5 separate regions of the Homo sapiens genome follow, and regions 1, 3, 4 and 5 are each linked to region 2. The links are chromatin contacts, found by Hi-C or POLR2A ChIA-PET in ENCODE. All regions are on one chromosome and are shown on one strand. Each heading gives the region's core, a stretch centred on a gene start or an enhancer-like site at or near the end of the contact. The rest is flanking DNA. Distances are from core to core; before and after follow the strand shown. Region 1 holds the start of PAN2 (poly(A) specific ribonuclease subunit PAN2). Region 2 holds the start of NEMP1 (nuclear envelope integral membrane protein 1). Region 3 holds the start of STAT2 (signal transducer and activator of transcription 2). Region 4 holds the start of SPRYD4 (SPRY domain containing 4). Region 5 holds the start of MYL6B (myosin light chain 6B).

What was found. A loop is a pair of places that touch in the nucleus more often than their neighbours do. ChIA-PET counts read pairs that join two places held with the same protein, here RNA polymerase II (POLR2A). Pooled maps may share reads with other maps.
Region 1: a loop to region 2 is called in a pooled map, with 5 times the contacts of the local background. The contact joins the promoter of PAN2 here to the promoter of NEMP1 in region 2. A Hi-C loop is called at or near these places in 2 of 37 single-sample maps with no recorded cell type and 10 of 50 pooled maps.
Region 3: a loop to region 2 is called in a pooled map, with 8 times the contacts of the local background. The contact joins the promoter of STAT2 here to the promoter of NEMP1 in region 2. A Hi-C loop is called at or near these places in 1 of 168 maps with a recorded cell type or tissue (OCI-LY7), 3 of 37 single-sample maps with no recorded cell type and 10 of 50 pooled maps. POLR2A ChIA-PET finds 5 or more read pairs at or near these places in 2 of 52 experiments (GM10248 and activated CD4-positive, alpha-beta memory T cell).
Region 4: a loop to region 2 is called in a pooled map, with 13 times the contacts of the local background. The contact joins the promoter of SPRYD4 here to the promoter of NEMP1 in region 2. A Hi-C loop is called at or near these places in 2 of 37 single-sample maps with no recorded cell type and 8 of 50 pooled maps.
Region 5: a map of B cell shows a loop between it and region 2 (6-fold over the local background). The contact joins the promoter of MYL6B here to the promoter of NEMP1 in region 2. A Hi-C loop is called at or near these places in 1 of 168 maps with a recorded cell type or tissue (B cell) and 8 of 50 pooled maps. POLR2A ChIA-PET finds 5 or more read pairs at or near these places in 2 of 52 experiments (activated T-cell and naive thymus-derived CD4-positive, alpha-beta T cell).

What each region holds. Positions count from the first base shown.
Region 1 is chr12:56,332,580-56,335,279 of GRCh38, reverse strand. It overlaps PAN2 (poly(A) specific ribonuclease subunit PAN2), which reads left to right and starts at 1,280. Exons shown (of 26, transcript NM_014871.6): 1 at 1,280-1,418; 2 at 2,072-2,467. The coding sequence starts at 2,186. RefSeq lists enhancers at 843-1,012, 930-1,149, 1,275-1,444 and cis regulatory regions at 1,359, 1,344-1,375.
Region 2 is chr12:57,077,425-57,080,124 of GRCh38, reverse strand. It overlaps NEMP1 (nuclear envelope integral membrane protein 1), which reads left to right and starts at 1,334. Exons shown (of 9, transcript NM_001130963.2): 1 at 1,334-1,506. The coding sequence starts at 1,380. RefSeq lists enhancers at 1,360-1,409, 1,530-1,779.
Region 3 is chr12:56,358,764-56,361,463 of GRCh38, reverse strand. STAT2 (signal transducer and activator of transcription 2) reads left to right here and starts at 1,357. Exons shown (of 24, transcript NM_005419.4): 1 at 1,357-1,406. APOF (apolipoprotein F) reads left to right here. Exons shown (of 2, transcript NM_001638.4): 2 at 1-896. The coding sequence ends at 239. RefSeq lists enhancers at 875-964, 1,035-1,214, 2,290-2,459, 2,291-2,490.
Region 4 is chr12:56,467,246-56,469,945 of GRCh38, reverse strand. It overlaps SPRYD4 (SPRY domain containing 4), which reads right to left and starts at 1,368. Exons shown (of 2, transcript NM_207344.4): 1 at 1,270-1,368; 2 at 1-907. The coding sequence starts at 1,354. The coding sequence ends at 369. RefSeq lists enhancers at 521-650, 1,071-1,120, 1,441-1,620, 1,631-1,700.
Region 5 is chr12:56,151,330-56,154,029 of GRCh38, reverse strand. MYL6B (myosin light chain 6B) reads right to left here and starts at 1,443. Exons shown (of 8, transcript NM_002475.5): 1 at 1,399-1,443; 2 at 1-157. The coding sequence starts at 111. LOC124902942 reads right to left here and starts at 2,203. Exons shown (of 3, transcript XM_047429954.1): 1 at 1,983-2,203; 2 at 1,399-1,624; 3 at 133-221. The coding sequence starts at 2,036. The coding sequence ends at 187. All of the region lies in intron 2 of MYL6B-AS1 (MYL6B antisense RNA 1), which reads left to right. LOC124902943 (a long non-coding RNA gene) reads left to right here and starts at 157. Exons shown (of 2, transcript XR_007063328.1): 1 at 157-901. RefSeq lists an enhancer at 2,290-2,369.

The DNA.
Region 1 (2,700 bases), core at 31-2,530, 740 kb after region 2:
AGGTTGGTCTCGAACTCCCGACCTCAGGTGATCCGCCCACCTCGGCCTCCCAAAGTGCTGGGATTACAGGCGTGAGCCACTGCGCCCGGCAGACATGGATTATTTAGCCCAGGTTATTAGGGATCTGTAACTCTCATGGGTCTGTTAAGTCTTTCTCAATTTGAGACCTCAAGATGGAGATTTCTTAAAGTGTAGGAACTGTCTATGTCTCTCAGCATCCACCTTTTTCGGAGATTCTATATCTAATGACCTGCGAAGTCAGATCAAATCAGTTTGAGAGACCATCTGTGTTTTTCTCTTGGTCTAGGCTCTAGGTAGGATCTCTGACTGGGTATAGGACCCCACCCCTCTGAGTCCTAGAAATTTAAATTCTTGGTTCCTTTAATGAAGGTCTATTTACCAGCCTTTATTGAGAGAAATGTTATAGAATTGAATCCTCCATGAGGAATGTCTCCCATCAGAGTCCCTTTATGTGGCCTTTAGAAACAGTAATAACAGCTGAGCTAAAGTGCTCTGAGACATCTCACAACCTAGACCCATTTCAAAGTAATTAGAGTTCACAGGACCCACGAATCCTTCAGAATAACAAGTCCCAATTTGCCATGCTCATCCCCCTCTGAGGGATAACGTCCAGCCAGCCTCAAGAGCTAGGGGAATTTGATAACCAGGGGCATCTTGTTACCCGGGAATGTTACCGGGGTCTCTGGGGAGGGAACAATCACGGATGGGAGTTTCAGATGGATGCCTGTAGAAGATGCAGCCACTTGGACTGTGTCAGGAGTCCGGCTCCCGCTTCCTTTTTTTTCTCTCCCATATCTGGAAATAATAGGAAATGCCAGCGAGTTTTGGGGGCAACAGGGTCAGAGGTGGCGGAGTGGCTCACTAGGGCACCGCAGGAAGAGGAGGTAGACTAAGCCCCGCTGGGAATACCCAACAGCGACTCCTAGTGCTTTGCCTTGTGTGTCCCTTATTTTAGAGTTCCTAAAGTTATAGAAAGCATAAAAGTTTGGTTTTCAAACCTAGACGTAATTTTGTTCAAGAAGACTAAAAACAGAGTTACTTTCTAACGCCACCCAACAAGTCCGGCGTCTGGCTGCGTTTGTCCCACCGGCGCCCCGTAACCTCTTTTTCCGGCGCGTGCGTCACACGCTCTCTCCTGGGGTCGCCGTACCTGGCTCCTTCTGATTGGCTTAGATGCGCCCGGAGCCCTTCTGATTGGCTAAAATATGCCCCGAGCCCTTCTTGATTGGAAGAAGCGCCTCGGACCCCGGTCCTTGGCGCCGTAGTGGTTAGGTTGAGCCCTAGGCGTGGGGGAGAACTGGGGAAACTGGAATTTCCCGCGGAGCTGACAGCGCTTGCGCTCCCCCTACTCGTTCTAATTCCACGCGCTCCAAAATATCCGCCATGGAGAAATCTTGGTAATGACCCATTCCCCGTAAGCATCCCAGGAACACATCTGACCCTTGCCCTATCCCCCTCCTCACCGCTGCCGTGGGAGAATTCTAGATAACCGATTTTTCTGGTTCCCCCAGAGAATTCTGGGTAACTAGCCGTTTCCGTCACCTTCCCCTGCCCCCGCCCCAATTGTGGGTAACTGGCCATTATTGTTTTCCTCTAGAGAATCCTGGGTAGCTATTGGAGAGGATTCTAGGAAACTGACTTCTCGTTCTCCCCACCGTCCAATCCACCCGTTTTCACCCCCAATTCTGGGAGAAAGCACCTTAAATCCCTCTACCTAACTCCAACCCCCGCAATTCTCGCTCCCTTCACCTGATGATTCAGGGCTGAACAAGGCAAGTGAGCAGTCCGAAGTGAGAAGAAAGGGAAGTCAAGGATTAGGTTAGATAATGGGGTGGTGGAGAGTACAGAGGGCCTAGCGGAGGAGGGATAGGGACAACAGTTCTACCACCTCCACCCCCACTGCCCATCCCTCCCCCGCCTGCTTCATCCTTTGGCTGGCAGTCTCATCCCTCATGCCTGCCTCATCTCCCTCCTGCCCCCATAACCTAGAAGACCCTAAGTACCAGTACCTGGGCCTACCCTTGACTCAGCTACCTCTTTCCCCTTACAGGCCAGGATGTCCATTCTAGGCCCATCGGTGCTGTCTTGCTGAAGGTTGGGTCAGGCATCTAAAGGGACTGTGGTAAGGGAGGGTGTGACACAGGTGTAAGCTGCCATCGTCATCATGAACTTTGAGGGTCTGGACCCTGGACTGGCAGAATATGCCCCAGCCATGCATTCTGCCCTGGACCCTGTCTTGGATGCCCACCTGAACCCAAGTCTGCTACAGAATGTGGAGCTGGACCCAGAGGGAGTGGCCTTGGAGGCTCTTCCCGTCCAGGAATCAGTGCACATAATGGAAGGTGTCTACTCTGAATTGCACAGCGTGGTGGCTGAAGTGGGTGTACCTGTTTCCGTCTCCCACTTTGACTTGCACGAGGAGATGCTGTGGGTGGGGAGCCACGGGGTAAGAACTGTACCCCTTTGTGAGGGTTGAAAGATGTTGAAGGTCTTTATCTGGTCTTAACCCAAGGAAGCTGCTTTGCAGATAGCCAGTACCGAGGAGTTGTAGTGATGAGACAGCTGGGTCTGGTTGGAGGGATAAAGGGAGAATCTAGGATCTAGGAGTAAATGACATATTCTTTCTCAGGAGGCATCCCTTTTTTTTTTTTTTTTTTTCGAGACAGGGTCTTGCTCTGT
Region 2 (2,700 bases), core at 85-2,584:
AGCCAGACATAGTGGCTCATGCCTGTAGTCCCAGCTACTTGGGAGATTGAAGTGGGAGGATCATTTGATCCTGGGAGTTCGAGGCTGCAGTGAGCTGTGGTTACACCACTGCATTCCAGAAGGGTTACAGAAGGAGACCTTGTCTCAATAACAACAACAACAACAACAACAACAATGAAACAAACAAATAGCTGGGCATGGTGGTGCATCCCTGTAGCCCAACCTATCTAGGAAGCTGAGGTGGGAAGATGGTTTAAGTCCAGGAATTCAAGGTTACACTGAGCTGTGATGGTGCTGTTGCACTCCAGCTTGGGTGTCAGAGAATGACCCTGTCTCTAAAAACATTAAAAAAAAAAATTCTTGTTTTGAAAGCTTGAACCTTCCCCAGGAGATGCCCCCTTCCTTGAATTCCTCAATTCATTTGGCTCTATCATCTGTAGTTTTCCTACCCATCACCATCAGATCCTCTTAAAAAAAAAGTTTCAATTTCTACTAACAGTTTCTGAACACCTGGATCTCTGCTGGGCCCTGTGTTAAATCATTGAATGGGAAGCAGCTAATCCATATAAATAACTCCGGCTTTGGAGTCAGTAGGATTTAGGTTGGGATCACAGACCAGATGAACTATGAAATCTTGGGCAGGTTCCTGTGGCTGTCTTGGCTTTGGCTTCTTAAATGGAGAGAATTATATTTGTCTCACAAGATGATAAGAGGAATAAATGAATCTTTCTTAATCCTAACATTAATTTTACTTCCAAAAATAAAAATCCTATGAATACATTTTTAAAAGCTAATGTTTATGCTTATAAAATATTGACACACACTTTTTTGTGACTTCTATTTTAAATCCTTTAGGACTTTGGAGAACCACACTTTTGTCAGTCGACTTTAAAAATCGTCCTATCAGGGTCCTACTCATAAAGCGATCTCAATTGTAGGCGTCTCATAACAGAAAGGTCGTGATAAAAAGTAACCGAAAGAAAACGGAAGGAACTTCAGACAGCTTCTATGGAAATACCGAGTTTGGTCAAGGAGGCCTCTCCCATTCCGATTTTCTATTGGTTAAACTTACCATCAATCACACCAGTTGTAAATAAACTGAAGACGGAAGCATGTTGTTAGCGGGGTGGGATCTTCCTGTCGCCACTGCTAGGGTGAGAACCCATTTTCCAATAGGCTGAAAGCTGCTTTTCCCGCCCTCTCTCTTCAGTTGCTAAGGGGCGGGACTCATAGGGCCCTTGGAGGGCTGGGTGCTCGAAGCCCTGCCCATCCCATTGGTTGATAGGGGCGGGTTTCGTAGAGGATAGGCTGCTGTCGTTGCCCGTTCGGAGTTAGTTGCTGGGGTAAGGCACGTGAGGAGGAGGTGGCTTGAGGCAACCATGGCGGGAGGAATGAAAGTGGCGGTCTCGCCGGCAGTTGGTCCCGGGCCCTGGGGCTCGGGAGTCGGGGGCGGTGGGACAGTGCGGCTACTCTTGATCCTCTCCGGCTGCTTGGTCTACGGCACAGGTACCGCCCGGGCAGCAGCTGCCAAGGGGGCAGGTGCCGAGGGGGTTATTTTTGGAAAAGGGATTGTCCCGAGGGCGCGGGCCGTTACTCTGCAGAAGGGCGGTGGCTCTACCGAGGGCCGCCGGCGTAGTGTGGTGGAAGAAACTTGGCAGGCTAGTGGGCGTCGGGACTGAGGGTCTGGGCCCTGAAGCGGGCTGGGGCAGCTTCCAGAGTGGGGAGGAGCCTGAAGCCTTTTGGCGGAGACAGGAAGGGAGGCCTAGACTGGTTGAGAAGCAGTCCTGGGGGCTGTGTCTCGTTGCAGAAGCCTTGAGTTTCTTGGTTAAAAGCGAGAAAACCTGGGGACCATTCTGGGCAGGCAGAGCAGCCGCGGGAAAGGGACCATCTCATTCATTCGGCAAATCAGCAAACACCATCTGAGCGTATGCTCTGTCAGGACGCAGGGCACGGGTGGCAGAACGGATGTAGTTGACAGAAATGCAGTGATCTCTACTATCTTCTGCTCTTGTAAAACCTTGATTCCTTACCGCCCCCGGCCCGCGAGATGGAGTCTAGCTCTGTCACTCAGGCTGGAGTGCAGTGGTGCGATCTCGCTCACTGCAACCTCCGCCTCCTGGGTTCAAGCAATTCTCCTGCTTCAGCCTCCGGAGTAGCTGGGATTACAGGCACCCGCCACCGCGCCCGGCTAATTTTTGTATTTTTAGTAGAAATGGGGTTTCACTATGTTGGCCAGGGTGGTCTCGAACTCCTGACCTCGTGATCCATCCGCCTTGGCCCTCCCAAAGTGCTGGGATTACAGGTGTGAGCCACCGTGACCGGCCAAATAATGCATGTTTATTTTAGATGATTTGGCAAGGTACAATTAAGTATAAAGAAGCAGGCAGAAACCACACTGTTAATCCATTCAGAAGCAATCTATTTTAGCACACTTTCTTCTGATCTTTTTCCACATATTTTTAATTTTTTATGAATTGATAATTTGTATCCAGTTAGTACTCTAGTTCTCTTCCCTGGAGGCTGCCAGTCGTTACCAGAGATAGTTTTCTCGTTTGATTTTGTAGTACAATAATTTTCCCAAGTAATTTAAAATTCTTTTTTTGTTTTTTTGTTTGTTTGTTTGTTTGAGATGGAGTTTTGCTCTTGTTGCCCAGGCTGGAGTGCAGTGGTGCAATCTCAGCTCACTGCAACCTCCGCCTC
Region 3 (2,700 bases), core at 108-2,607, 720 kb after region 2:
CATTAAGGTCTGGGGTTCAGCAGTTGATCCAGTATTACCAAGATCAGAAAGACGCAAACATCTCTCAGCCGGAGACCACCAAGGAGGGTTTGAGGGCCATCTCAGATGTGAGTGACTTGGAAGAAACAACTACTCTGGCTTCTTTCATATCAGAAGTAGTAAGTTCAGCTCCCTACTGGGGGTGGGCCATAATCAAGAGCTATGACTTAGATCCTGGGGCTGGGAGTCTTGAGATATAAAAGAATGTGGTAACCACAGAATTAATAACTGTACTACCCTGACAAGCTATATACATGTCTTCAAAATTTTAATCTGATTTATCCAGGAGGAAGGCTGTACAGTAAAACGTAAGAACGTAAATGTTTGGGTGTTGAAGTCACAGGGTTTGGTTTCGAATCTAGGCTCCACTTGTTAGAGCCTCGGTGATCACTGAATAGTAACTTCTTTCTTGAACTAAGATCAGTTTTGAAGTTTCTAAAGGAGATAGAATGATTTTAACCTCAATGAGTTGCCCTGTAAATTTAAAATGATACAATGAATCTAAAATGCTTATCACAGTACTTTCAATAAATAGCTATTAGCCAGGTGCGGTGGCTCACGCCTGTAATCCCAGCACTGTGAGAGGCTGAGGCGGGATGATCACCTGAGGTCAGGAGTTCAAGATCAGCCTGGGCAACATGGCGAAACCCCGTCTCTACAATAAATACAAAAAATTATCCTGGCGGAGTTATGCACGCTTGTAGTCCCAACTACCTGGGAGGCTGAGGCGGGAGAATCACCTGAGCCTGGGAGGTCGAGGCTGCAGCGAGCCGAGATCGCGCCGCTGCATTCCAGCCTGGGTGACAGAGCGAGACCATGTCTCAAAAAATAAAAATAAAAAAAAATTGTTTTCATTACCTCAGCCCTCCTCTTCCTATCCCAAGGCGTCGAAATTCCGGTCCCACCCCTTCCCATGGAGCCCTTGGCGTCTCCAGGCTCCTCAAGCTAGTTTCGGTTCCGGGGCTCACGCGCGGGTTCTCGAAAATCAGCTGTTTCAGTCTTGGGCTAGTCCACTAATTGGACTCCTCCCCTCGTAGAAAGTGCCTACTTGAACTTCTCCACCAATCGCTGAAGCTGCAGGTGTGGTTTCGGCTCAGCTTGTCCCGCCCTGCGGAGGGGCGGAGTTGCGGCGGCGCCAGTGAGCTCGCAGTCTGGGAAGGGCTTGACTGAATGGCAGCCAGTGTCGGGGTGGCGGCTGGGAATGGGGGCCGCTCCGGACTTCCGCTGCCAACTACAAGGGGGCGGGTCCGAGGGGGGTTAGCCGAAGTTGTAGGCGGGGCGCGAGGTTCTAGTACCCGAGCTCATACTAGGGACGGGAAGTCGCGACCAGAGCCATTGGAGGGCGCGGGGACTGCAACCCTAATCAGGTACGGGCCCTGAGAGGGTGTGCTGGGGTAGGGGTGGGGGTGAGAGTGAGAGTTCCTCCGAGGGAAGGGCGACTGGCCCCAGGGGTTACCCCCTGGAGAGGGTAGCTTCGGTCCCCAGATTGAAATAGGAGCTGTCGCCTGCTCGGTCCTCGATCTTCTTCTGTCCAGCCTATCTCCCTAACCCTAATGCCCCTCTCCCAAAACTGCCCTGCAGCTTCCGAGACCCGGAATCTGGCATTGTTATGTTGGTTCGGTATCTGACGTTTTTCCCTCTGCTCTGCATTATTTTTTATCTTCACCAAAAAACGATGTTCAAAGATAGATAAATCTAAAAACAAAGATAGATAAATCTATTATCCTTGTTTTGTTAAAAAGTATAAGCTACTGAAAGATGAAACGATTGCCTAAGGTCACACACAAAATTCAGTTCATTTCAGAAAAGCTTCTTGAGTGCAAAATATGTGCCTAAGAATGAGAGATAATGAGAAAAAATTGTTTCAGCCCTTAACCTCAGTGTTTGCAATCCATTTGGGGAGACCAGGTTTTTTGTTTTGTTTTCATATTTGAATCTTTGCTGACTTGCTCCTTTAATATCAGACACTTAAATCCTCAAGAATTGGGACCTCATCATTAATTTTTTTTTGGAGATGGAATCTCACTATGTTGCTCAAGCTTGGTCTCAAACTCCTGGGCTCAAGCCATCCTCTCGTCTTGTGGGCCTCACAAAGTGCTGGGATTACAGGCATGAGCCATCATGCCTGGCCACCTGATCATTTTTTTAACTTTTTTTTGGTATCATAAAAGCAATACAGATACATAGTTTTAAAAATCAAGCACTACTAAAAGAGTTAAAATGAAAATAGCCCCTGCCCAATCCCTCCCTTCCCTTGTTCCTGCTGGAGGTAGAAAGGCAGCTGATGTTATTCATGTTAGTAGAAGACTCTCCCACCCCAAGCATTTCTCTTTATTTTGTAATAAAATCATGTGACCTTTTTAGACCACAAATATGCATGAATTCTGTTCTGTTAGGCTCAGGCTGCAACAAGCATAAGTTTCAGTTTCCTAAATAGACACCAGCTGGCAGTGAGCAGGGAACAGTGGGGAGAAAGATGCATGGGACAGCCTGCTTGGTGACAGGCAAAAACCAATTTGTTGTTCTTTTGAGACAGAGTCTTGCTTTGTCACCCAGGCTGGAGTGTAGTGATGTGATCTCTGCTTACTGCAACCCCTGCCTCCTGGGTACAAGCCATTCTCCTGCCTCAGCCTCTTGAGTAGCTGGGATTACAGGCAACAA
Region 4 (2,700 bases), core at 119-2,618, 610 kb after region 2:
GGAGGGAGAGGTATCATGGTGATTAATAAATTCAAACAAAGCTGAATGATAAGACCCCAGGATGGAATACAGTCTGAGAAAGGCCTGGGCAAAGGGAGGCAGAGGGACTGAAGGAAGCAGGTCAAGGAAGATACACCCATGGTAGCCTAGGAAATTGGCAGTAGTTGGTGGGTGGGGAAAAGGAGGGTTTGGCTGTATGCCTAGCTTTCACAAGGTAGGGGATGAGGAAGATGATCATGATATTGCACAGAGGACCCAACACTGAATTGTGGGAGCTAGAGGTTGCTTGAGGCAAAGTAAAAAGGCTTCGGACACTTTCAAAAGGAGGCTGGCCAAAGGCGTGATTAGGGACTCCAGTAATGGACATACTAGAGGCCCTCGGGCACCTCAAGCCCTGAATGGGTCAGCAGCTCCCCATCCCAGAGAGCAAAGGCAGGCACCACTGGACCCCGGAAATCTGTCTGTAGCGTGTGAACCACAGAGACCTGGCTCACATCCACCAGGCTCAGCTTCTGGGCCTCATACTCCAGCAACAGCCCCACCTTCTCTGGCTGCCCAATACCCTCAACTGGGGCTTTCTCGTTGGCCAACATGGTGTACCACTTGCGCTGGGCATAGGTGAACACCCAGGAACGATCATCAACACCAATGCAGCTATCCCGGGACATGTCCACATCTGCCACTCCTATCCGGAACTGCTGGGAGCGCTTCACTGTCACTTCCCAGTAGTGTCTGCCACTGGTGACCGCTGTGTCTGCCAGCACCACTGCCCACTCCCGGAAGCGCTCCACATTCAAGGCCACCTTGGTGGGCTCCAATCCCACCAAGCCATATTTGACACCCGTATCATCTCTGAAGAGTGCCAGGCTGCTGTGGGCGGTTTTTTCTTCCAGTTTGAAACTGACGCCTGCGGGCAGAGCAAAAAGACGGGATAATAACAGGGGCTAGAACCCTAGGGCTGGTGATATATTCAGATATGAGGCAGGCAGCCATGATACACGAGCAACTAGGGAAGAGTCAGAATGCCAAGCGGGCAAGAGAGTCGCGAGGTCGCTTTACTACGGATAGCTCACGGAGCTGAAAAACTCGGATTGAGTAAGTCCCGGAATTTAAAGAAACCAAATGGTATCACAGGTTTGGAATCTTAAGACCAAGGCAGGTGGGGAAGGAAAAGACCCGAGAGGGTTGGAGTTGCTTCTCGGAGTGGGGTCTGGGAATAATAGACGGCAGCCATTCTGGAGGTAAAAGAGTAAAAAGAGATAATCCTACCTCTCTGGGCCTCTGTGGAGGCAACTCCCAATCGTTTGGCTCCCCAGCGGCACAAGCGCAAAGAACGTGCAAAAAGCAGCGCCATCTTGCGCCTTGGATGAACCGGGCACGCCTCCCGCTTACAGACACAGCCATCTGCCCGCCCGCTCCCCTAGCACGTGGTGCGCGAGGGGCGGCCGCGCAGTGTTATGACGTAGGCGACGCCCGGGGGCGGGCGGCCGCCAAGGTAGTGGTTTCTGTTCTGTTTCTGCCCGCGGTTAATGCTGCTTATTCAGTTTTTCTGCGTAGACGAACGCTGCTCACATTTGAACTACGTAAAACTTTTAGAGATATAGTGTAGCCAGATGCTTAGAAGTATAGATTTTAAAATTAGACAGTACTGTAATTAGCTTTGATCCCGGCTTCACTGTGTGAGTTTGGGCAACTCACTCCACTTTTCTGAGCCTTAGTGTTCTAATTTATAAAATAGAAATTATATACAGACCTTAGTAATAATTAAGTGAGAATAATCTAGGCCGGGCGCGGTGGCTCACGCCTGCAATCTCAGCACTTTGGGAGGCCGAGGCAGGCGGATCACGAGGTCAGGAGATCAAGACCATCCTGGCCAATATGGTGAAACCCCGCCTCTACCAAAAGTACAAAAATTAGCCGGGCGTGGTGGCGCGCGCCTGTAATCCCAGCTACCCGGGAGGCTGAGGCAGGAGAATCGCTTGAACCAGGGAGTGGGAGGTTGCAGTGAGCCGAGATTCTGCCACTGCACTCCAGCCTGGTGACAGAGCAAGACTCCATCTCAAAAAATAATAATAATTAATCTAGATATATATTGGCAAATAGCAACCATTGGGTAATTCACAGTTGTTTATAATTAATAGTAAATACATAAATACTGTTAATGTTGGTTTTGTATGTTCAAGGCTAGGAACGGATGGTTTAACTCAGCATTCAGTTTTCTGAACTTAACCAAGAGTAGCAATATTTTGGTTCAGGGTATGAGGTAGGAGATTATGGACAGCCTATATTGAACATTTCGATCTGCATTCCATTTTATTTTATTTTTTGAGACAGGGTCTCATTCTGTCACCCAGGCTGCATGCAGCACAGTGGCGCAAACACAGCTCACTGCAACCTTCATCTCCGAGGCACAAGCGATCTTCCTGCTTCAGCCTCCCATGTAGCTGGGACCACATGTGCACGCACCATGCCCCGTTAACTTTTTTGTAGAAACGGGGGTTTCGCTTTGTTGACCAAGTTGTTCTCGAATTCTCGGGCTCAAGCCATCCTCCCACCTTTGCCTCCCAAAGTGCTGTGATTACAGGTGTTAGCCACTATGCCAGGCCTACATTTTTTTAATCAGTCCACTTCTCAAGGTTCTGCTGGCCAGTGCAATAGCAACATACATCCCACCTCCATCCTCCTACCCCTCAAAAAAGG
Region 5 (2,700 bases), core at 194-2,693, 930 kb after region 2:
CTCAGCTTTGGTCTTGGCTGGAGGAGCCCCTGCTGCTGCTGGCTTAGCAGCAGGTTTGGAGATGGAGGGCCCTGCTGGTTTCTTCACGGGAACATCCTTCTTGGGAGGCATGATGTCCGGTGGCCAAAGGACAGTGTGCGGATGGGGGCACCCATCTCTGTTTAAATAGCCAGGGAGTCTGGGATGTCAAGGGGCGGGGGCAGGGGCAGGGAGCCAGTTGGCTGTGGCAAAGATGAGGTAGAGGAGAGATATAACCGCCTGCCCTCACTCCCCTGGCCTCCTATGGTTCAGGACTCCTGCCCCAAGGTCTTCTTCCCTCTGTCCCCTTATCCCCAAAGGCTGACCAGAAAAGAACAATGTTTCCTTTAGGGGTAGGGGAGGAAGCCAGAGACTGCCCAGAATGAGGTAGTTAACCTCCAGGGTGAGGATAGGATGCTTGCCAGTGGCACTGAGATGGGGGTGGTGAGGCAAAGCAGGTGATCCAGCAGCTTTAGTCTTCTTGAAGGGTGGGGTGAGGGGTAGCAGCCAGGGAGGCTTGTGTGAACTGGAACAAGTTAAAGTGTGGTCTGGGAGCAATGACAAAAACAAGAAGCCCATCTGCCCAGCCCCTCCACTCCCTTCTGACCATGGCTTTGTAAAGAGCAGGGGTAGTTAACCTTAGAGTCTAATGATCCCTAATACTTGTAGTTCCTGAGCCCCCACCCAGCCAAGAACTGGAACTATTCACAGTATAAAGGAAGAATAGTCATAAAAACAGGAGTATGACATCCCTCATTGTCTCCTGTGCCCAGTGTTGTTTTAGGGGCAGGAGTGGGGGCAAAGATCAGGTTTAACATCTGCTACCCATTCTTCCATGGAAGAAACCTTCCACAAGCCCACGGTCATTCAAGACAAACAAAAGGTAGGGTGCTTGCTGAACCTGTGGGGACCCTTTGGTGGCACCTGAGGAGAAGGGCAGGCTCTGGGAGACGGCTTAAATTCCCTAATCCAAGAGGATGTGGGCGCTCCTATGGCTCCATGAGTATTCACCCCACAACCAGGGGTATAATAAAAATCCTGACTCAGGGGCCAGGTCACAAACCTTGCCAGGGGCGCTGGGAGAGAGTCCAAGTTGGGGGGCGTTTGGGAGTGGGGAGGGATTGCAGGCTACTTTTGTTCTGGGGTAAATTAGGAAAGGATTTAGGTAGCATTCTGAGGAAGATAGCAGTGATTCCACTTAGGCCCCGGGGTTGATGCTGGGTCTCCCATTCGCAAAACAGCGTCTGAATCTCATGACTGCAAATTGTCCCATTTTTACAAAATACATCACACACACACGACACACACACACACACACACACTCACGCACCCCCACTAAATCTTAAAGAAAATGGCCCTCCTCAGCCCCCAAAAACTCACCCTGCGGGGTCCGTGTCTGGGGCTGGGGAGGGGGCGGGGCATAGCGCGGCCCCCAGCCCTGAAGGGTTAATTCCGGTGGCCGCGGAGCATGCCGGGAGTCGTAGTTCCCCGCGGGCTCACGGGATGCGCCGCGCTCTAGATTGCAGTTGACGCGAGGGCGGTGGCTTCCGGCCCATGGCGGTGGTTGGTGACTCAGTGTCCTTCCAGCGCGCTTTATGTCCCGGAACTGAAAGGCAATGAACAATTTCCAATCCACCCCAACCCTAAAAACCCTGCGGGGCCCCTAGGGTATCCCTCCTACTTAACCCTGGCGGGCTCCTAGTCTCGGGAGGTGGAGGGGGCGGGGCGGCTGTTTTCCTGGACCTACTGCTGAAAGAACTCAGAACCTGGGGAAAGATTGAGGCTGCAGCAGGCAGCGTGGAGGTCAGATAGCTGGAAGCACTTAACGGCCCCGGGGAGAACCGCTGCACTCTCTTTTGCTTCCTCTCGCGGTTTGGTAGAAAAAAAAGAGGCCTCAGAGTAGTTTGTTTTTAATGAGCTGGTTGCTGAAGTAAATGTTAAAATTTGCAATTAAGCCCAGTCACCTGCCCCAGCCTTCTCTGATCGAGGTTTCCATCCTGCGGCAGCATATGCGCCATCCTCCTCGATCTTCACAGGTCTCTGAGCGGAGGGCTGGGCTTTCCAGCCCTACTTTCTGAAACTCTTATGGTCAGCATTGGAGTTCACTGGTTCCCCTAGGCGTTGATCAGAGGATGGGAACCAGCCCGGCCGGGCCCACCTTCACTCACTGGATCAGTAAATACCCTGGCGGTGCACCTGGTGTTGGAAGCTGGTGCTGCACAGGCGTGTGAGGATTAGATCAGAGCAGAAAACTCGGGCGATGGCAGGGTGGTGAGGCACAGGTGAACTTTATGGGCAGTAAGTGAGGTTCACTGGTTGGGGAAAGTTTATTGGAAAGGTAGAAATGAATTGTACGACAGAAATAACGATAATAGTAAGTTAGCAACCATTTCTGGAGGCCGCCATAGATCTCGTACCGGTGAAGGGGCTAAATTATCTCAGAGGGTGCTCAAGTGGATGGGGTTCAGACAGCCTACTCAGATTTAAATCCTGGTTCTACCAGGTCCTAGTTAGTGACCCTCAGCAGGTTTAGTTATCTCTCCTGGGCCTCAGTTCCTCATCTGTAAAATAATGATAATGGTACCTACCTCATAGGGCTCTTCGGAGGATTCGAAGTGTTATTATTGGTAAAATAGGGCCGGGCTTGGTGGCTCACACCTCCCAGCACTTTGGGAGGCGAGG